Linked DNA regions of Homo sapiens: all the other regions are linked to region 3. Evidence: chromatin contacts called from ENCODE Hi-C or POLR2A ChIA-PET data. All regions are on one chromosome and are shown on one strand. The core of a region is the stretch at or near the end of the contact, and the rest is flanking DNA. Distances in the headings are between cores, read along the strand shown.

What was found. Hi-C counts contacts between places; a loop is a spot of excess contacts on that map. ChIA-PET counts read pairs that join two places held with the same protein, here RNA polymerase II (POLR2A). Pooled maps may share reads with other maps.
Region 1: a pooled map shows a loop between it and region 3 (2.2-fold over the local background). The contact joins the enhancer-like site here to the promoter of ULK4 in region 3. A Hi-C loop is called at or near these places in 7 of 168 maps with a recorded cell type or tissue (B cell, aorta, chondrocyte and 4 more), 2 of 37 single-sample maps with no recorded cell type and 10 of 50 pooled maps. POLR2A ChIA-PET finds 5 or more read pairs at or near these places in 5 of 52 experiments (OCI-LY7, PC-9, SK-N-SH and 2 more).
Region 2: a map of ascending aorta shows a loop between it and region 3 (2.1-fold over the local background). The contact joins the enhancer-like site here to the promoter of ULK4 in region 3. A Hi-C loop is called at or near these places in 2 of 168 maps with a recorded cell type or tissue (ascending aorta and endothelial cell of umbilical vein) and 6 of 50 pooled maps. POLR2A ChIA-PET finds 5 or more read pairs at or near these places in 9 of 52 experiments (CD4-positive, alpha-beta T cell, Caco-2, GM10248 and 6 more).
Region 4: a loop to region 3 is called in a map of naive thymus-derived CD4-positive, alpha-beta T cell, with 4 times the contacts of the local background. The contact joins the enhancer-like site here to the promoter of ULK4 in region 3. A Hi-C loop is called at or near these places in 1 of 168 maps with a recorded cell type or tissue (naive thymus-derived CD4-positive, alpha-beta T cell), 2 of 37 single-sample maps with no recorded cell type and 9 of 50 pooled maps. POLR2A ChIA-PET finds 5 or more read pairs at or near these places in 5 of 52 experiments (AG04449, Caco-2, HepG2 and 2 more).

What each region holds. Positions count from the first base shown.
Region 1 is chr3:42,115,386-42,119,930 of GRCh38, reverse strand. The region is part of intron 1 of TRAK1 (trafficking kinesin protein 1); the gene reads right to left. Among named protein-coding and RNA genes, the nearest start is that of TRAK1, 26 kb to the right of the region's middle. RefSeq lists an enhancer at 730-819. Within about 2 kb of position 2,115, at least 19 of the 41 ENCODE cell types and tissues checked have a DNase peak (open chromatin) inside an H3K27ac peak, as active enhancers do; they include OCI-LY7, PC-9, dorsolateral prefrontal cortex and 1 more, where a contact is called at or near this core.
Region 2 is chr3:42,177,974-42,182,742 of GRCh38, reverse strand. All of the region lies in intron 3 of TRAK1 (trafficking kinesin protein 1), which reads right to left. Among named protein-coding and RNA genes, the nearest start is that of CCK, 86 kb to the left of the region's middle. Within about 2 kb of position 3,227, at least 18 of the 41 ENCODE cell types and tissues checked have a DNase peak (open chromatin) inside an H3K27ac peak, as active enhancers do; they include ascending aorta and endothelial cell of umbilical vein, where a contact is called at or near this core.
Region 3 is chr3:41,960,282-41,964,714 of GRCh38, reverse strand. It overlaps ULK4 (unc-51 like kinase 4), which reads left to right and starts at 2,612. Exons shown (of 37, transcript NM_017886.4): 1 at 2,612-2,699. RefSeq lists enhancers at 2,283-2,332, 2,483-2,642.
Region 4 is chr3:42,214,809-42,219,149 of GRCh38, reverse strand. All of the region lies in intron 14 of TRAK1 (trafficking kinesin protein 1), which reads right to left. Among named protein-coding and RNA genes, the nearest start is that of CCK, 49 kb to the left of the region's middle. Within about 2 kb of position 2,154, at least 3 of the 41 ENCODE cell types and tissues checked have a DNase peak (open chromatin) inside an H3K27ac peak, as active enhancers do.

The DNA.
Region 1 (4,545 bases), core at 866-3,365, 160 kb before region 3:
CTTTAAAAACCTCCCAGCTCCCTATAAAGTGCTTCATCATTCTGCCTCTACGTTTCTACAGGAGAGGCTACTGAGTGTTTCCCAGTATGCAATTGCCACTTCTTCCTTTTGGTCATGCAACCCCCAAGATGTGGCTGGGCCCACGGCCAACCAGCTAAAAACTGTGTTTCCCAGCTTTCCCTGCAGTAAGGTGTATCCACATGCCTGGTTAACAGGATGTAACAGAACTTCCAAGTCATGCCCTTTCCGTCTGTCCAGTTGCAGAGTTGGCCTGGTGCTGGAGCCATGCTTAGCTAAATTAGTAAAGGCAATGCCCAGGAAATGACCAGAGCTACCTCAGCTGCCTGAAACACCCTGGACCTCCTTCCACTTGAACTTTTAAAAGTAAAAGAAATAAACAACTACCTTATTGAGGCTACAGTTCCAATTACTTTGGTCTCTGTTAAAGCAGCTAACTCAACACCCTAACAGCCTTTCTTATCAAGCCCAGCCTCTGCTATTTTCTCCAATTTCCCTTCACTTAAGGCATACCAACTTCTCACCATTTTCCAAACACATTTTTTTCACAAATCTGAGTTTTTAGACCAGCTGTTTTAGCTCCCTAGAATGCCCTTCACTGCCTAGCAAACTCCATCTTAAAATATCATTCAAATGTCACTCTCTATTGCAAAGCCTCCCTTAACCTCTCTTCTCTGGCTTCCACAGTTCTCAGTACATAAATGACTTCACTACGATGTTAGAAGTGTATTCTCTGTGGCTCTTCCCTACTAATTGTGAGCCCCTCAAGAGAAAAGGCTTTGAATTATCCACCTTACCTTCAGCCCAGCCCTTACTACTTTGCCAGGCAACAGTAAGTGTGAGAAGAGTGATGGAACAAGGGAAGGAGAGAGCAGCAGCCGGTGGCAGGACTAGTCTGTGAATCCCCTGCCTGTCCAGGACAGACACATGCCCAGCCTGCAACATGAGGCAGGTGGAGCCATCTAGTGTCAAGGTCTTTTCAAACCCACCTCAGTATCACCCTAGGTCTTTATCCAGCATAGAGGAAAGTCCCATGGGATGGTAAATGTCCCCTCAATTGCTCAGCAGATGTCAATCCAATACCTACCATTCTTATGACATCACTTTGAAAGTAAAATAACCTAAAAGGACTCTTTACCTCTTCAGAGGTATAACCCTTCCTAGGTTTTTCCCAAGGCGTAAGATTTGGAATGGACCCTCCTACCCAGGATGTGGGCTTCAGTTAGGGCCACCAGGGAGTGAAGAAAGTGTGCTGGAGCCTGCTTGGCACCTGGAAGGTGCAGAGCTGCAGAAGCAGCTGTGTCCATTCTCCACCTGACTGGGGCTAGATCCTCACCTGCAGAGAGCGGCTAGGAGGAGACTCCTCCGTCTAGGGATTTGCACTGATTCTCAGGTGACATGCCAGCTTCACAAAACCTGCCAGGTGCCTGAGGCAATGCTTACATTTTACAGCAAAGGCAATAGCTCTAAATTAGTGTCCAACATTTAACACTCAGAGAACCTCATGTAAATACAGATCTCAGCGGGGCGCAGTGGCTCACACCTATAATCCCAGCACTTTGGGAGGCCGAGGCGGGCAGATCACTTGAGGTCAGGAGTTCAAAACCAGCCTGGCCAACATGGTGAAACTCCGTTTCTACTAAAAATACAAAAAAAAAAAATTAGATGGGCGTGATGGTGGACGCCTATAATCCCAGCTACTTGGGAGGCTGAAGCAGGAAGAACTGCTTGAACCCGGGAGGTGGAGGTTGCAGTGAGCCAAGATCGCAGCACTGCACTCCAGCCTGGGCGACAGAGTGAAACTCCCTCTAAAAACAATAAAAATACAGCACTTTGGGAGGCCAAGGTGGGCGGATCACAAGGTCAGGACATCGAGACCATCTTGGCCAACATGGTGAAACCCCGTCTCTACTAAAAATACAAAAATTATCTGGGCGTGGCAGCACGTGCCTGTAATCCCAGCTACTCGGGAGGCTGAGGCGGGAGAATCGCTTAAACCCAGGAGGCAGAGGTTGGGCAGTGAGCCGAGATCAGGCCACTGCATTCCAGCCTGATGACAGAGCTAGACTCAGTCTCAAAAAAAAAAAAGAAAAGAAGAAATACAGATATGTGGACTCTCAGAAGAAGTCAGCCTATCTAGGATCAAGGGACCTCCTCCTCCACAGAGGAGTTAAATGCTCTGAGTGGTGGCCACCTCCAGAGAGGGAGTGCGATCATTCCAACAGGGTTTCTGGGCCTCGTGCCTGCACGCTGGAGCTTGAGGGCTCTAAGCCCAGGAGAACAGGGACCTGAGTAGCTGCAAGGTGAGCAGAGTGTGCAGAAGAGCTGTCTAGAAGGAAAGTAGCCCTAGACACTCACCCAGTTGGCAGGAGATCTGAGAAAACAGCAAGGGGAGAGGGAAGAATAAAAGACAGGAGAGAGAAAGAGGAAAAACCTAGTGAGAGAAAGCTCAAGCAAAAGCAAAGGAGGAGAGAAGAACAGGAGAGGGAGGAAAGGAATGCCAGAAAGAGGCAATGGCAGGAAACCAGCACCACAACTGCCACCTGCTGGAAGCCGAGAGGCCCTGGGTGCCGGCCAGGAGCACAGTTTCAAGAGTTTGGAGAAAGGACGCCCAGCCTCGGTTCTGCCCCCTCAACTTCGTCCTATCACTCTGGCAAATCACATGTTCATATGCCTGGGACTCAGTTTCTTCCTCTGTAGAACAAAGGTAAGTGGCTGCAGAAAAGCTTTCTTCATACCCTAAATTTCTCTGAGCGGTGAGAGCAAGAGTTGCACATTCTGAGGGCTGTGTCTGGGGGGCAGCCGCCACTCACAGCACTTCCCGGTGACGCCCCCAGTCCTTGACATGCTGACTCCACCCAAGAGACCAGGGATCTGTATTTTTATGAGAGTCCCTGATTTCTAAATGTTGAATACTGAGGGCCAGATTAAACATGCATGCCTCCAGTCTGCACACTGGGACTTCCATCCTGGCGCCACACTCTGGGACTTCAGAGAATGCTACAGACCACATTAAAGGTGACAAAGAACAAGAAAAGGGACCTTCGCTCATCAAATAGTGGCCACCATACAGAGGTCCATCTTTTTTATTTTTTTCCTCCCTGTCCCTCTCCCACTCCATTTCTTTACCCACCAACTTTCCACTTGGCCATCAGAGAGGTGGGTGCAGAGCATGACCCCTGGCTATGCTTGGGGAGGCAGGCGCTCTGGCTAGAGGCAATAACCCTCTCTCATGACACATTACCCATGGCAGTGACTGCAAACCCACAGCAATGTTTTAATGACTTCACAAGACAACACTCCTCACCTACTCAGCCACTTGGAAACCATTCTGTACAGACTTGGAAACAATTCCATTTTCTTAAAATTATAAGGATTAAAGGGCAGGAATAAAGACTCATACATAGGCCACACTGGTGCTGGAGATGTATGTGATACTTTGTAAGTGGTATCTGACAGACAACCTTCTAGAAAATTCCTCTCTATCAAGGGACTATGCAGTTTACAGCTTTAGCTGAACATCTTCAGAGATTCAGTCTTAGTAATTACTTTCCATACCACAAAAGTTGTGATTCCACAAATTACAAAGAGGACATTAGAGCTAAAAACTACTGGCGCAACCTCCTCATTGAATGGAAAAGGACACTGTGTTCAAGCTGAGGAGGTGGCCAAATGTCACAGAGCAAACCAGCAGCAGACTCGAGATGGGTGCTTGGCCTGCGGCAGGTCCCACCATGCAAGAGGCCTCGGGATGTAGCGACAGCACCTCCAGATGCTGATTCGCTTTCCGCTGTTTGCCCAGCACCCGGAACCCTGCCTGGTAACTAGTAAGTGTTCAATAAATGTTTGCTGAACAACGCAAAGCACTTGTATCTATTACTGCCTTTCATTTACTCTCACAAGCCAGCAGGCAGTGCAGGATGAGGATTGGGAACACATTTCATAAATGAGGAGACCCAGATCTAAAAGACAGAAGGGGAAACTGTGGCCCTGCAAGGTTCAGAGACATGGGGGAAGTCTCAAGGCTAAGCAGTGGCAGAAATGGAAGCAAGACCTCCGACTCCACCCTGGCTCACACCCCAGCCACAAAGGGACAAGGGATAGGTCCAAGTCTTCCTTTTCTGCCTCTCTCCCCACTGAGGGACAGCTCACTTGCTGTGAACAGCAAAGGGGATCTCCAGAAGAGAGAAGGACAAGCAGAGAAACCCTCATAGGATGGGAAAGGAAAGACTAACTATGCTTCAGAGACAGGAACGAAAACCAACACTGGGGAGTTCTCTAGAATTCCATGGCCTTAATTACCAACAGAAGAAACGCTTTCTAAGAAAACGGACACAAAATTACACAGTTGAGTTCCACATAGCCTGGTGTCACGTACCGAGTTACCATCTACTCACACATACATGCACCAGCCCCGGTGACACATACCCCCAAAGAAGCAGTCGCACAGAGACAGCCAATCCAGCCGACTCAGCCGTGTTTGGAAACAGGGTGTCCGACGTGAGGCTAAAGGGCAACTGAATGTGG
Region 2 (4,769 bases), core at 1,978-4,477, 220 kb before region 3:
GGTCAAGTACAGTTTGAGAAGACTGGATTCAACAGCACTTTGGCTCCCTCTTGCAGGATGATGGTCTCTCTCCTCCAGGCCTTCCACAGTCCCCAAACTGGCAATGCTGTCACCACAGTCCCACAAGCCAGCCAGGTATCACAGTATCAAAAATGAGCTGTAAATAGGCCAGGCACAGTGGCTCTCACCCGTAATCCCGGCACTTTGGGATCACTTGAGGTCAGGAGTTTGAGACCAGCCTGGCCAACATGGCAAAACCCCGTCTCTGCTAAAAATACAAAAATTGGCTGGGTGTGGTGGCGGGAGCCAGTAATCCCAGCGACTCGGGAGGCTGAGGCAGGAGAATCACTTGAACCCAGGAGGCGGGGCTCACTCACCCCACTGCACTACAGCCTGAGTGTCTGAGAGAGACTCTGTCTCAAAAAAAGAAAAAAAAAAAAAAAGAGAGAGTTGCAAATCCCCCAACTCGTTCCCACAATTTGTGCCTCCCCATCATGACCTTGCCTTTCTGGGAACACAGTACATGTGGAGACGGCCCTCTCACGGGGCAAAGGGGACACGGTGCATCTGCCCCATCAACAGAGATGCTCATCTCTGCACATTTATCCACACTGGTCAGTGTCTACCAAGAAGTTCCCTTGGCCGGGTGCAGTGGCTCATGCCTGTAATCCCAGCACTTTGGAAGGCCAAGGCAGGAGGATCTCCTGAGCACAGGAGTTCAAGACCAGCCTGGGCAACACAGGAGACCCCATCTCAAAACACAAAATTGAAAAAAAAAAAAAAAAAGGTACCTTATTTCATGGCCCTTTGTCATTTCTCAGACTCAACAGCTGTGCTTATTAGGTACCTAGAGGAAAGGATTCAAAGAACTGTGTGAGGGAGACTGCACAGAATTAAAGTCTCCAGAGGCTGACTGAAAATTAGCACCTAGTCCAAGTGGTTTCAGGTGGATTTGGTTAAAACTGCAATACCAATGTTCACTTCTCTTTGGAAGTATAGTCTCCAAAAATCTAACTCAAGTCTACCTAATGTCTCTACTAGAACTAGTTCTCAGACTGAACACTCAGCAGTTGCTTCATCAGTGCTCCTCAGCTCACTACCTGACTACCTGGTCTGCATTGCCTTCATGCATCCAGGCTGCCAAGTTCCAACAAGCGCTGATATTTTGCATGCCTTCGCCACATTTTTTGTTGGTTTTTGATATGGAGTCTCGATCTGTCGCCCAGGCTGGAGTGCAGTGGCATGATCTCAGCTCACTGCAACCTCCGCTACCTAGGTTCTAGTGATTCTCCTGCCTCAGCCTCCCAAGTAGCTGGGACTACAGGCACACGCCACCTCGCCCAGCTAATTTTTGTATTTTTGGTAGAAATGGCGTTTCACCATGTAGGCCAGGCTAGTATCGGACTCCTGACCTCAAGTAATCTGCCCACCTCAGCCTCCCAAAGTGCTGGGATTACAGGCGTGAGCCACTGCGCCCGGCCTTTAGCCGCATTTTGTACGCACATTTCAATGCAAACAAATCAAGCACACAGCATAATAATGAAGATGGCTCAGGCATGGCAAGGGACTGCCAGAGCACCTGAAGGATGCGGAAGGCTTCCAGCACACAAACGGCCAGAAACCAACAGGAATTGGGAGACAGGAAGGGAAAGAGAAACAAGTAGAGCAATGAGCTCAACAATGAAGTCCTTTGTCCTACCTGTCACACCTCAAACCCTGCACCTAAGGGCTGCCTCGCCTCTTCTTGCCCCACTAAGGACAAACACTTCCCTGGTCTATACCAGAAATGTAATCTTTAGAGTAATTTTAAAGAACACTCTCTGCCAGAAGAAAAAGCAAGAAGTCACAGCAAATTGTATAAAAATATACTTAGAATAAGATCTAGTATCTGATAGCACAATAGGGTGGTTACAATTAACAATAATTTATTGCACATTGAAAAATACCTACAAGTATAATTGGAATGTTTGTAACACAAAGGAATGATACATGCTTGAAGTGATGATATCCCTTTCTTTCTCCACCCTCCACCTTTTTTTCCTTTTTCTTTTTTTTTTTTTTTTTTGAGACAGGTCTCACTCTATCGCCTAGGCCGGAGTGCAGTGGCACAATTACAGCTCACCATAGCCTCAAACTCCTGGGCTCAAGCAACCCTCCCACTTCACTTTCTGAGTAGCTAGGACCACAGGCATGCACCACCATGCCTATCTAATTTTTGGAATGCAGGTTTGGGCAAAGTTTTCCTCTTCTTCAGTTACAGCGTCTAACTTTTTGTAGAGACAGGGTCTCACTATGCTACCCAGGCTGGTCTCAAACTTCTGGCCTCAAGCAATCCTCCCACCTCAGCCTCCCAAAGTGTCTGGATTACAGGTGTGAGCCACGTTGCTCAGCCTGATACCCTATTTACCCTGATGTGATTATTATGCAGCATATGCCTTTATCAAAGTATCTCATGTACCCCATAAATATATATACCTACTATGTACTTAAAAAATTGAAAATAAAAAGTTACATTAAAAATATTTATAGATAAAATGAAAATTTAAACAGAAACGTTATTGTAGTGTCTCTAGTTTTTTCTCTTTAATTTTACTGAGGCAACAAGCTGGTTGGGTTTTTCTTTGAGAATTATAAGAATGAAAAAAACCTCCCATTTCTCTAGCCAAAATATGATTAATGTTTACTTCTAAAAACAAGAAAACAGGTTGGGCGTGGCAGCTTATGTCTGTAATCCCAACACTTTGGGAGCCCAAGGTGGGAGAATCAGGAGTTTGAGAAGGCCAGGAGTTTAAGACCAGCCTGGGCAACATAGTGAGACACCATCCCTACCAAAAAAAAAGGATAAAAACAAGAAAACAGCTAGAAGATGGCCACTGGATTAAACTACAATGAGAAAAAGAGACCACAAACAAGTAATTTAGGCCCTTGGAAATAAGGTATTAAAAGAACTAGTTCCTTTATTCCCCCAAGAAATGAGGCAAGGTAGAGCTCATTCTAACTGCCTGCTCCCTCTCCTCACTATGCTTTAAAAGCATAGACTTAAAAAAGACTGTAACTTGAGTCTCAGCCCCTTTTTACCAATGAACTCTTGCACTGACTGACACACCCACTAGAGATTCCAAACAGCCTGCCGCCTACACTTAGCAACTGACTCATCTCATTCACCAATTTCAGGATAAAAAGCATGACTAAGGGGCCAGTGGAATCACCCTCTCTGTAACCGAGGAGGAGGCAAGCTCTGCCCAAAGGTGCATTCCAGACAGCAGCAAGCCCAGGTGAGCCACAGCATCCTCTTCCCCTTAAAACCAGAAGCGAACTCTCCACGCTGGTGGAAGGCTGTGCTTTGGGATCCTGTGCGAATCCCCCATTTGCCTGCCTGTGGCAGGCATGGAAATCATAGCAAGAGAACAGAAGAAACAGAGCCAAAGCCCAGGAAAACCACCGCACAGTGCAACAGCCACATGACTGGGACAGTTAGACTTTAACCAGGACACCCTCCTAGTTCCAAGGAAAGGCAGTAACTCAGGCATGAATCTTATCAGGACAGGAACAGAATGGCATTAGACATGGAACACAAAGACATAAACAGACGCTGTTGCCATGAAGACCCTTTAAAAATAAAACAGGCTGGGTACGGTGGTTCATGCCTATAATCCCAGCACTTTGGGAGGTCAAGGTGAGAGAATTTTTTAATTTAAAAATGTGAGAGATTCAAATAAACAGTGGCTGTAGTTTGCTTCTAATTTTGTTTTGTTTTGTTTTATTTTTTGAGACAGAGTCTCGCTCTGGTGCCCAGGTGGAGTGCAGTGACATGATCTCGGTGCACGGCAATCTCCACCTCCAGAGCTCAAGCGATCCTCCTACCTCAGCCTCCCGAGTAGCTGGGATTACAGGCACAGGCCACCATACCTGGCTAATTTTTGTATTTTTTGTAGACACATGGTTTGGCCATGTTGGCAAGGCTGGTCTCAAACTCCTGTGCTCAAGTGATCTACCTGTCTTGGCCTCCCAAAGTGCTGGGATTTATAGGCATAAGACACTGCACCAGGCCAGGAGGACTGTTTGAGCCTCAGAGTTTAATATCAGCCTGGGCAATATAAGGAGATCCCGCCTCCACAAAAAATAAAAAATAAATTGTTCATCCAGCTGGATGAACAAAACAAACAGGACTATGGGGTGACTCCTATGCCTGGGGCTCAGCAAGGGCACAGACTACCTGGGGATGGAGTTGGGGCCATCTTCAAAGGTCCCCGGCAGGCCCTGCAGCACAAGACTGAGAAGCAGGAAAGAACCAACGCAGTTAAATGCCATAGAAGGCCAAGGGCGGGAGAGCAGGAGCCATGTCCCCAGTGACAGTGAAGGTTCAGGACAGTGAAGAGGAGGGTTCAGGACCTTGAGCAATGGGTGGCCTTGACTACACAGCGAGGAGCTTTACAGAAAGGGTGAGCGGGTCACAGAGGGCATGGACGGTGGCAGCTGCAAGGAAGAGTAAAGCAGAGAGAAGCTACAATCTCACTGCTGAGGCCCCAAGAGCTTGAGTGGTGGCCGCCTTGGAATAAAAATAAAGGTACAGATTAGGACCCCTCTCAGAAGACTCAATGACCCGAACGGGGTGATGAGCGGGTGCCGGAAGCACTTTGTAAGATCTGGAGAGCACTGTTGGGGGAAACAGATGCAGCAGAAAGGGGTCAGTGATTAACCATTTTCAAAAGTCGGTGGTGCCAACCAAGGCAGCCTGCCACGTGGCTAACACCAAAGACAGCTGCAAC
Region 3 (4,433 bases), core at 1,363-3,862:
AATGGTGGAATGTCATCAGTTAAGGCTATTTTCACATCTTTTGTGGATCTTCAGTTGCTTCATGCCATCTGGATGTATACGTGCAGGTCACAGGGGATATGATGGCTTAGCTTAGGCTCAGAGGCCTGACAGCTAAGGTGACTGAGCTGCAGCTCGGTTTTACATGTTTTACGGAGAAATAAGACATCAATCAATACATGACATAAGGTATTGGTTGGGTCAGGAAAGGTGGGACAACTCGAAGCTGGAAAGAGCTTCTACATCATAGGGTGGATTTAATAGGTGATTGGTGTTATGCCACGACTACGCCAATTGTCAGGTTCCAGCCCCCAGCTGAGGTCCAAGGGGAGTGGGTGGATGGGCGAATAACTGAAAGAACACAAGGAGGGTTGGGGGCGTGTAGGCAAGTGAAATGTAGTTTTATTCAGCGGCTGTGTCATCAGCAGCTTAATCACACTAGCTCTCTCACACTGTCCACCTTTATCTCGGCTGTCTGTTCTGGCTCTGTGGCTCCTGTTGCCCCCATGCCTGCAGCTGCACACCCTGGCCTGCAAAGCCAGCTCTGTCAGGGTCAGCAGCTTAACTCTCCCTCTGGGCACAAGCTGGTTCCTGGCTCGGCTCCCCTCTGCCCACCTTAAGGGCAACCGCTCTCCCTTAGAGGGGTTAGTAGCATTACTCTGGGCACCAGTGCACGAACCGGGTCGTGTCGTGCTGAACTCAGACCTGGGCACAGTGTCAGCAGGGCAGTTATACCTTCTACAGACAATAGTGGCTCAGATCCAAGTATGAACTTACATAAACGGGTTACATAACAAGTGGAATATGCGCCTGTGTCCTAAACTCGCTGAGCCACTCTGGCCCGGATGTCCACCTTGGCCTATTCCTTGACCAAAGCACATCCATATACCCTACAATTGGCAATTGGTTAAAAGAGTTATTATATAAAGACCTGGAGCCAATAGAAGGCAGTGTCTGGGTTGAGATAAGAGGTTGCAGAGACCAGGGTTCTTGTTCTGCAGATGAAGCCTCTATGTAGCAGGTTTCAGAGAGAATAGATTGTAAATGTTTCTTATCAGACTTAAAACAGGTGTCAGGTTCTCAGTTAATTCTCTCCAGCATCAGGGAAAAGACCTGGAAAGACAAGGGGATTCTTTACAGAATGTAGATTCCCCCCAGAAGAGATAGCTCTGCAAGGCCATTTCAAAATATGTCAAATAAATATATTTGGCCAGGCACGGTGGCTCACACCTGTAATCCCAGCACTTTGGGAGGCCAAGGCGGGTGGATCACCTGAGGTCAGGAGTTCAAGATGAGCTTGGCCAACACAGTGAAACCCTGTCTCTACTAAAAATACAAAAATTAGCTGGTGTGGTGGCACACGCCTGTAATCCCAGCTACTTGGGAGGCTGAGGCAGGAGAATCACTTGAACCCAGGAGGTGGAGGTTGCAGTGAGCCGAGATTGCGCCACTGCCCTCTAGTCTGTGTGATGCAGCGAGACTGTCTCAAAAAAAATATATATATATATACGTATATGAGTATATATGTATACATAAGAGTATATGTGTGTGTGTGTTTGTCTATGTGTGTGTATATATATATCAGGATAAAATACTTCAATGTCTTTTGGGGCCTGCTGCCATGTTGGTATCTTATTGCTGCAAAAAAGTCTGTTTTGTCAGTCTTAAGGTCTCTGTTTAATGTTAACGCTGGTCAGCTGTGCCTGTATTCCAACGGGAGGAGGGTATAATGAGGCCTGTCCCACCCCATCTTCCCATCATTGCCTGAGCTAGTTCTTCAGGTTAACTTTGGCGTGCCTTTGGCCCAGAGGAGGGATCCACTCAGTTGGTAGGGGGGCTTGGAACTTTTATTTTTAGTTTACACAATCAACTTGAGATCAGAGTGTCTCATCTGTTTCCTCCATCTCCAAAAAGGAAGGTAATTCACAGCCTTCTCTTTTCTAAATGGTGAGGACCCCGGGGCCCCTGCTTCTGAGGCGTTGGTTATCCAGACTATGCCACCATGTCTACCTGAGCTCCCAGAAGAAGCCAGAAAGAAAAGAATGGAAGGAAACAGAAGGACAGTGGGAACGGGAAGAGAAGAAATGACGAGGTCTCAGTTCTCCACACTCTAGCCTCAGCACCCACTTAAGATTGAAGAGTAGTCCCTCACGGGCTCCCACTTCGGACTCTGGCCAATAGGAACTGAGACTCTTAACCAATCAGCGCTTTGCGTTTTTCCAGCGTTCTGCGTGCTGCCATGGAGATGGAATGAGCAAATCCAAACATAGAGGGATGGTGGGCCGACCACTATGACTGTTACTCCAGCACTTCCCGCCCCAGTCTCTGGCCTGTGGGCTCGTCCAAAGGCAGGGCGTGATGCCCTTTGGGTGGAGGGAGGGGCCCTCGTGGTCTCTCACTTCCGGGCCCCAGCCAACAGGAACGGAAACTGCACAGCCAGTCGGCTTCCTGAGCTTCTTCCGGCGTTCTGTGTGCTGCCGTGGAAACCGTATGGACGAATCCAAACCTGGAGGGGCGTCGCCTCCGTAAGGCTGGTCGGCTTCTTCCGCGCGTTCCGCTTTGCTTCACTGCTTTCTCCCCCATTCTTGGGCCTGTGGACCTGTCCTGAGGCAGAGGCCGAGATGCGCGCAACCGCGGGAGCAGCCAAGTGGACTGGACTCTTTTCTTGACTTAGCTACCAGGTGCGTGGCAGTGGCGGTTTTAGTAGCTACGAGTCTGAGTTCGTGTCTGCCTAAGCGGTCGCGGAAGAGCGCGCAGGCCTGCCGGGGCGGGTGGGTGGTGGCGCCTGGCCGCCCTCTCTCCTTCTGCCAGTGGACCCCGTACCCCCTGCGCTCCCCTGCTTTGCGCTCGTGTTAAAAAAGCCGCCCGTTTTTATCCGGGCGTTAGTTAAGGGCACACGGGACGCCTCTTCTAGGACCTGGGTGCAGCGGGGAGAGAGAGTGCTTGTGTGTTTCGGCTTGGGAGATGTGCTTTATGGACGCCATCTCTTAACTTCCCAGAGCGGACCGCGTCTTCACCGCCCTGCAGCGCTTCCTAGGCTCCCAGCCGGTCTCGCGGACTGATGCCTACGGACGTAGCGAGGCCGCGAAAGCCGCCGATTCGCCCGCCGCGAGTTGCCTGGGGAGCGGGGGGGGGGGGGGGGGGGGTGAGTGACTACGTAGCGCCCCTGAGTCTGTGATAATTGAGTCTGTGAAGTGCGGCGAGGAGGAGCACCTATGGAGTGCTTAGTGTGGCGCGCGCCATCGGTTACATCTCGGGGTTGATTTGGCTGGCATTTCGCAGACTTGAGCGCATCCCAGTCACCCCAGGGCGTGTAGTAACACAGAAGGCCAGGCCCTACCGCCGTAGTGTATGATTCCGTAAATTTGGGGCAGGGCCGATAACTTTTTCTTTTGTATTAAGTCCCAGGTGATGCTCATGCTTCTGGTGCGGGAGTCATGATTGTGCTGAAAGTGGGCACCTGTGCGCTCTTATCACCTGTTCGCTCTCAGCGTTCCTTGAATGTAGGACCTGCCCCCGACTCTTAAATGCCTCATTTGCACCTGTATGTGATTTGCTCTGCCTTCTGGCTTCTTAGATGCTTCTTAGGTGAACTTGTGAATTAAGAGAGACTTCCTTAGGAGCACTATAGGTTAAGAGACTAAACTGTGGTTTCTGGGAAAGCACACTCGAGTGAGAAAACCATGAAGAAACCTAAGGAAGTGATGACTACGAAAGTCAGGGGGTGGTTAACTTTTGGGGATCAGGAGGGGTGGTGATTGAGACAGGCTCACAGAGGGGCTGCTTGTGTGGCTGGCAAAGTCCTATTTCCTGACTTTGGGTGGTGATTAGAAGGGTGTCCCTCTTTAGTAATTCATTAAACTATGTATTCTGTGGAGTTTTCTGTACTTGTGTTTTATTTTATAATTAAGAGGTTACAGCTTTAAAAATGAATATTAGGAAGTCTGTAATGGGGAACGTGTTTGGACTGAGTCAAAGAATCTTAAAGTCATGGAATTTCAACTATTAATAAGTTATTGAAAGATAACTTAGTGCCAGGCGCGGTGGCTCACACCTGTAATCCTAGCACTTTGGAAGGCCGAGGCAGGCGGATCACTTGAGGCCAGGAGTTCTAGACCAGCCTGGGCAACATAGTGAAACTCCATATCTACCAAAAACACAAAAAATTAACTGGGTGTGGTGGTGTGCCAGAGGCTGAGGTGGCTACTCTGGAGGCTGAGGCACGAGAATCGTTTGAACCCTGGAGGTGGAGGTTGCAGTGAGCCTAGATCTTGCCCCTGCACACCAGCCTGGGCCACTGAGTGAGACCCTGTCCAAAAAAAAAAAAGAAAATCATTTGATCCAATTCTTATTTTACTCTAAGGAAACAGCCTTAGAGAGGAGAAATGCTTGAAAGTAACAAACCACCCTATCTA
Region 4 (4,341 bases), core at 905-3,404, 250 kb before region 3:
GGTCAGAACCTGCTGTCTTCTTTTGCTGCTTTACATTTCTTTGCATTGGCAACAGCTACCAAAGCTCTGCTCAGAGGAAGGGGAGAAGTACAGGCAGGGAGAGGCACTTGAAACCTGCAAACAGGGCAAGGCTCACAGCTCCCTTTCTGCTTACACAAAAAGGGGCCTGGGGATGCTGGCTCCACTACTGTCTATTTGTGATTGTTATGGTGGGAGATGGGGACTTCAGCTGCCTCAGCAACAACGTGGCAAGAGTTCCAGAGATCAGGGCTCTCTAGGGTCCTGAGCTCCAGGATCAGGTCTGGTCTGACACACAGCAGTGTGAGCAGGACAGGTCCCCATACCCCCTAGCTGCTAGCTGCTTTCTTGACATCTCTAAGATGTCTGATTTCTAATGAAAATGGGATGGCAACAAGTTGTTCTCAATTTACTTCCTTTTAATGTTCTAACAAGTTATTGCTGAGGTGGCTGAAGACTATGGTCTGCAGCAGATTAAATCATGGAAGTGTTAGGACCATGCATGAGAAAGCTGGCAAAGGAACAAGGAACAGAGTCTATGGGAGACATCATGATTGCAGAGGTCATCCTCATTCATAACTCAAGCATCAGGAAAAAAAATAATAATAAAATAAAAAAAAAAGATGCTGCCCGAAATAGCATGCACGATGAAGTGCCGGGATGATTCTCCCACCCAACCCCACCCCACCCTCTGCCCCTGTAGCAGCTCAGCCCCCAGAGACCTCCTGGGAGAAAACTGATTCAGATTTCAGAGGCCATGAGGATTCAAAGGCCATGAAGATTCAAAAGGCTGTGAACTAGAATCTTCTAGCTCCTTATGGTATATTTTCTCTTGGATTTGACAAAAAGGAAAACAATGGAATTGGTTGCTGCCCCAAACCTACAGGTCCACACAGTTGACTATGTCTTAAAAGAAAACCAGGAACCCGATGACACAAACAAAAAAATAAATGCTGGAGACACAGATTAAAGGTAGGCAGGACAAATCCAGAGTACAAAAGTGATGGTGACTAGAGGAACAAGGCAAGATGGTTTGCCCTGATTTTTAAGGTCTGACTCGGGTCTGTGTGTCAAAGCAGGCTCCCATGGCACCTGACGTGACAGCCAGCACCACGGCCACAGGAGAAAACTCTCAGCCATGGGGAGCTCCAGGCAAAGCAGGAGGGAAGGAAAAAAAAAACACATAAAAATAGCCTTTATGAATCTTTCTCAATCAGTGAACATAATGGCTCAGGAACTCCAATAAGTAAGAAACTGCCACAAGCAAAACAAAAATGGAGTAAGCTATGAAGAGAAGGCAACCAAACAATCACGATTCTCTTCCCGCAATAAGGTCTAGAAACAAAAATAACAAAAAGCCTGGGAAGAGCATCCCAAATAACAGGCATGAGGGGTTATTTGGGAAGGAGGAGAGGGGGAAAGCAGTAAATAGAAATAAGACAACACAGTTGAAAGAGAGATAACATTTAAAAGAAATCAAACAAGGGAAGGCTGGATTTAAAATCAGAAGCATACCCCCATTTAAACATATGGCCAGAATATCAAATCAAAAGGTCACAAATGTTCACTTCCTCCTCCACCCTCTTACATATTGGATCTTCAATTGCAATAGGGAGTGTAAGATGGACATTTTAGAGACGTAGTTGCATCAGCAGAAGCAAACCCATCTTATACAAATGGGTTTTGGGGATAGGAAAAGGCTGCTAAAAATTCACAAGTCACCATTCCCCAGAAGCAATGAATAGCCGTAGAAGACCAAGGAAGATCAACAAGTTTCCAAAGTGCTAAAGCCAGAGATTTGGCCCTTCCAAAATACCACCAGGACGCCTGGACCCGTGGGCTCTCCGCATGTCACCACTGACTGCCAGGATGCTGCTGCACCTCCCTTCCTTGAGACACAACAGAGAGACAGTGAGTCACCCAAGACTGGGATCATCAGAGGCTCCTCATGCTTGCTACAGAGAAGCAACGGGCTGATTCCTAAAGCCCTGGGTGCAGGAAGAGAGCAAGTTCTAAAAAAAAAAAAAAAAAAAAGAGAGAGAGAGAGAAACATAAAACATCCTTCTTGGCAGGAAATAGGGGGGTTGGGTGAGGGCTCACTGTGAAGTCACCAAGCCCATGCCACGCACCAAAGCCCCCTTCTTTATCTAAACAGAAAGTTCTTTGCAGAAGATGGTATTATGTGTTCATCCCATGCTGCTCATTTGGGAGCTCAAAGGATAGAGTTTCTTGGATTTAAGGCTTTAATTCCCTATTTAAATTCTTATTCTTTCTCTCAACCTGAGTGGAGGGCTTCCTAGTGTTTTGAAGAGACAGGCACATATTAAATGGGTTAGAGTATTAACAACGACAAATATTTTCATCATTTGATTTAGGAATGAATTTGGATTTACCAATAAAAACCCCTAATTCTTTTTTAATTGTTCTTCCTCCCCCAGATTCTGACACTGGTACAAAATGTGATACGCTTTAAACTTAATTAATCCTTGATTATTATTCAAGATCTCCTGTGTTGATGAACTGCCCGTAGCTGTCGTGCAGATGTTTTGTTCTTAAAACACACCACATGCAAGCACACATCCTTCAGCTAGCTACAGGTGGACACATCAGAGGACTTTGCAAGAGTGAGAACCACTCTTACTTTCACTCTTACAGAGTGAGACCTCACCTGCTCTCTCTAGTTGGACTCTGGTGAGCCTTCTGCCTGGAGTAGGTATGCTTGGTAAGTGGCACTGAGTGCCCATGCTCCTCGGGGGCCCATGATGCCTGGGACTGACTGAAAAACTGGGTGGTTGGGATCCTTCTGCTGCAGCCAGTGAGGAGGGAGCCCTGACACGGCCCCTACTCCCTGGATGCCCCTCAGACTGCACTATATAGAGCAGGGTGGCTGCTGCTCGGGCCTCCCAGGGAAAATACGTAGGAAGCCCACTGCTTCCCATGGCCCAGTGCTTTCACAGTGAGGAGAAGGGGACACAGAAGAGGCTGGGACACTCCGGTGGGGCCCAGAGGTTCCACAGGGATTTGCAGGATGATTGGAACTCTGCCCGTCTGGCCGCCCATAATACAATTTGTACACACCTGCTCATGCATTTTCTTCCCTTCTAATGGCGTTTTCCTTCCCGCATCCCTGGGAAGTGCTGGGGACAACAGAAGCTTTCTTCTCTCTAAAGGCCATCATAGAACCTAGTCCTTAAAAGAACCCTCACATGAGCCCAGAGACATTGGAAAATGCAACCGTACTTGGCATGTTGCTATGGGGAAATTGAGGGTGCAATATACACCCAGATACAGCTGCTTCCAAGGAAGCCTCTGAGAACGGAGAAACACTGGCCATGCCACACACCCAAGCTATTTTAAAAACTCACATAAATAACTTCTATAAATGTAAATTTACAAAAGCATCTCAAAATCTTGGAAAAGGGACTCCACCTTTGGGATGCACTGAGGGCCTTCCATGTTCTTTTTGCCACTCTTGGGAAGTGGCCGACTTGTGTAAAATAAACCCTATGACCCTGACCTTTCTTTCCTTGACTTAAGCATGTAGTGGGATGCTGCTGTCACATGACTTGGATCTGCTTTGCAAGTTCTATAAACTCCTCAACCAGTACACACACACACACACACACACACCCCAACAGTGGCACCCACAGGCCAGCCTGTTCAATCCAAGTAAAAACAAATCTATTGAAAATAAAAGCCATTGTCCATCCAGCTTAAGGGTGTGTCTTGGACTATCCCCTAGGAATATCAGTATATTTTAGTTGTTTAATGCCCAGCTTCTAATGACTTTGTTGCCTTTTGCTTGAGGGGTGGAAAGGGGAGAGGAAGATGTGTCTTTGCCTGTCAGCTGCATGAGAAACAGTTCCCTTTCCATTAAACAGATAGGGAAGAAGCAATGCTTTATCTCTTCCTAAAAGACTAAAATATCAGGGCATGGAAGATGCTCTAAAGACTTTCCTGTCTCTTCATTATGTAACTCTGCCCATGATATTTTCAGGGGGAAAAAAAGTTCTATGATGAGTTCACGTGGGAAAAGCTGCATAAATAGTTTGCCCTACGAGTCATCATTAATACAAGTACTATGTTAGGGATTCATGTGGCTTTAACAAGTGTTTTCTCTGGAGGTGAGGAGTCGGGGAATCAAGAGCAGTTTCAGATGCAACAGTGCAACTTTCTTGTTTTAAAAAATACAAAAGTGATTTTAAACTGTAATATGTTGTACAAGATAACACTTTTAAAGGCCTTAGTTCTGGGCTTCACAGAGGCTTGGTATTTATTTTTTTCTCTGCTTAAGCATTTCTTCAACAGAGCTCTCGACTGCCC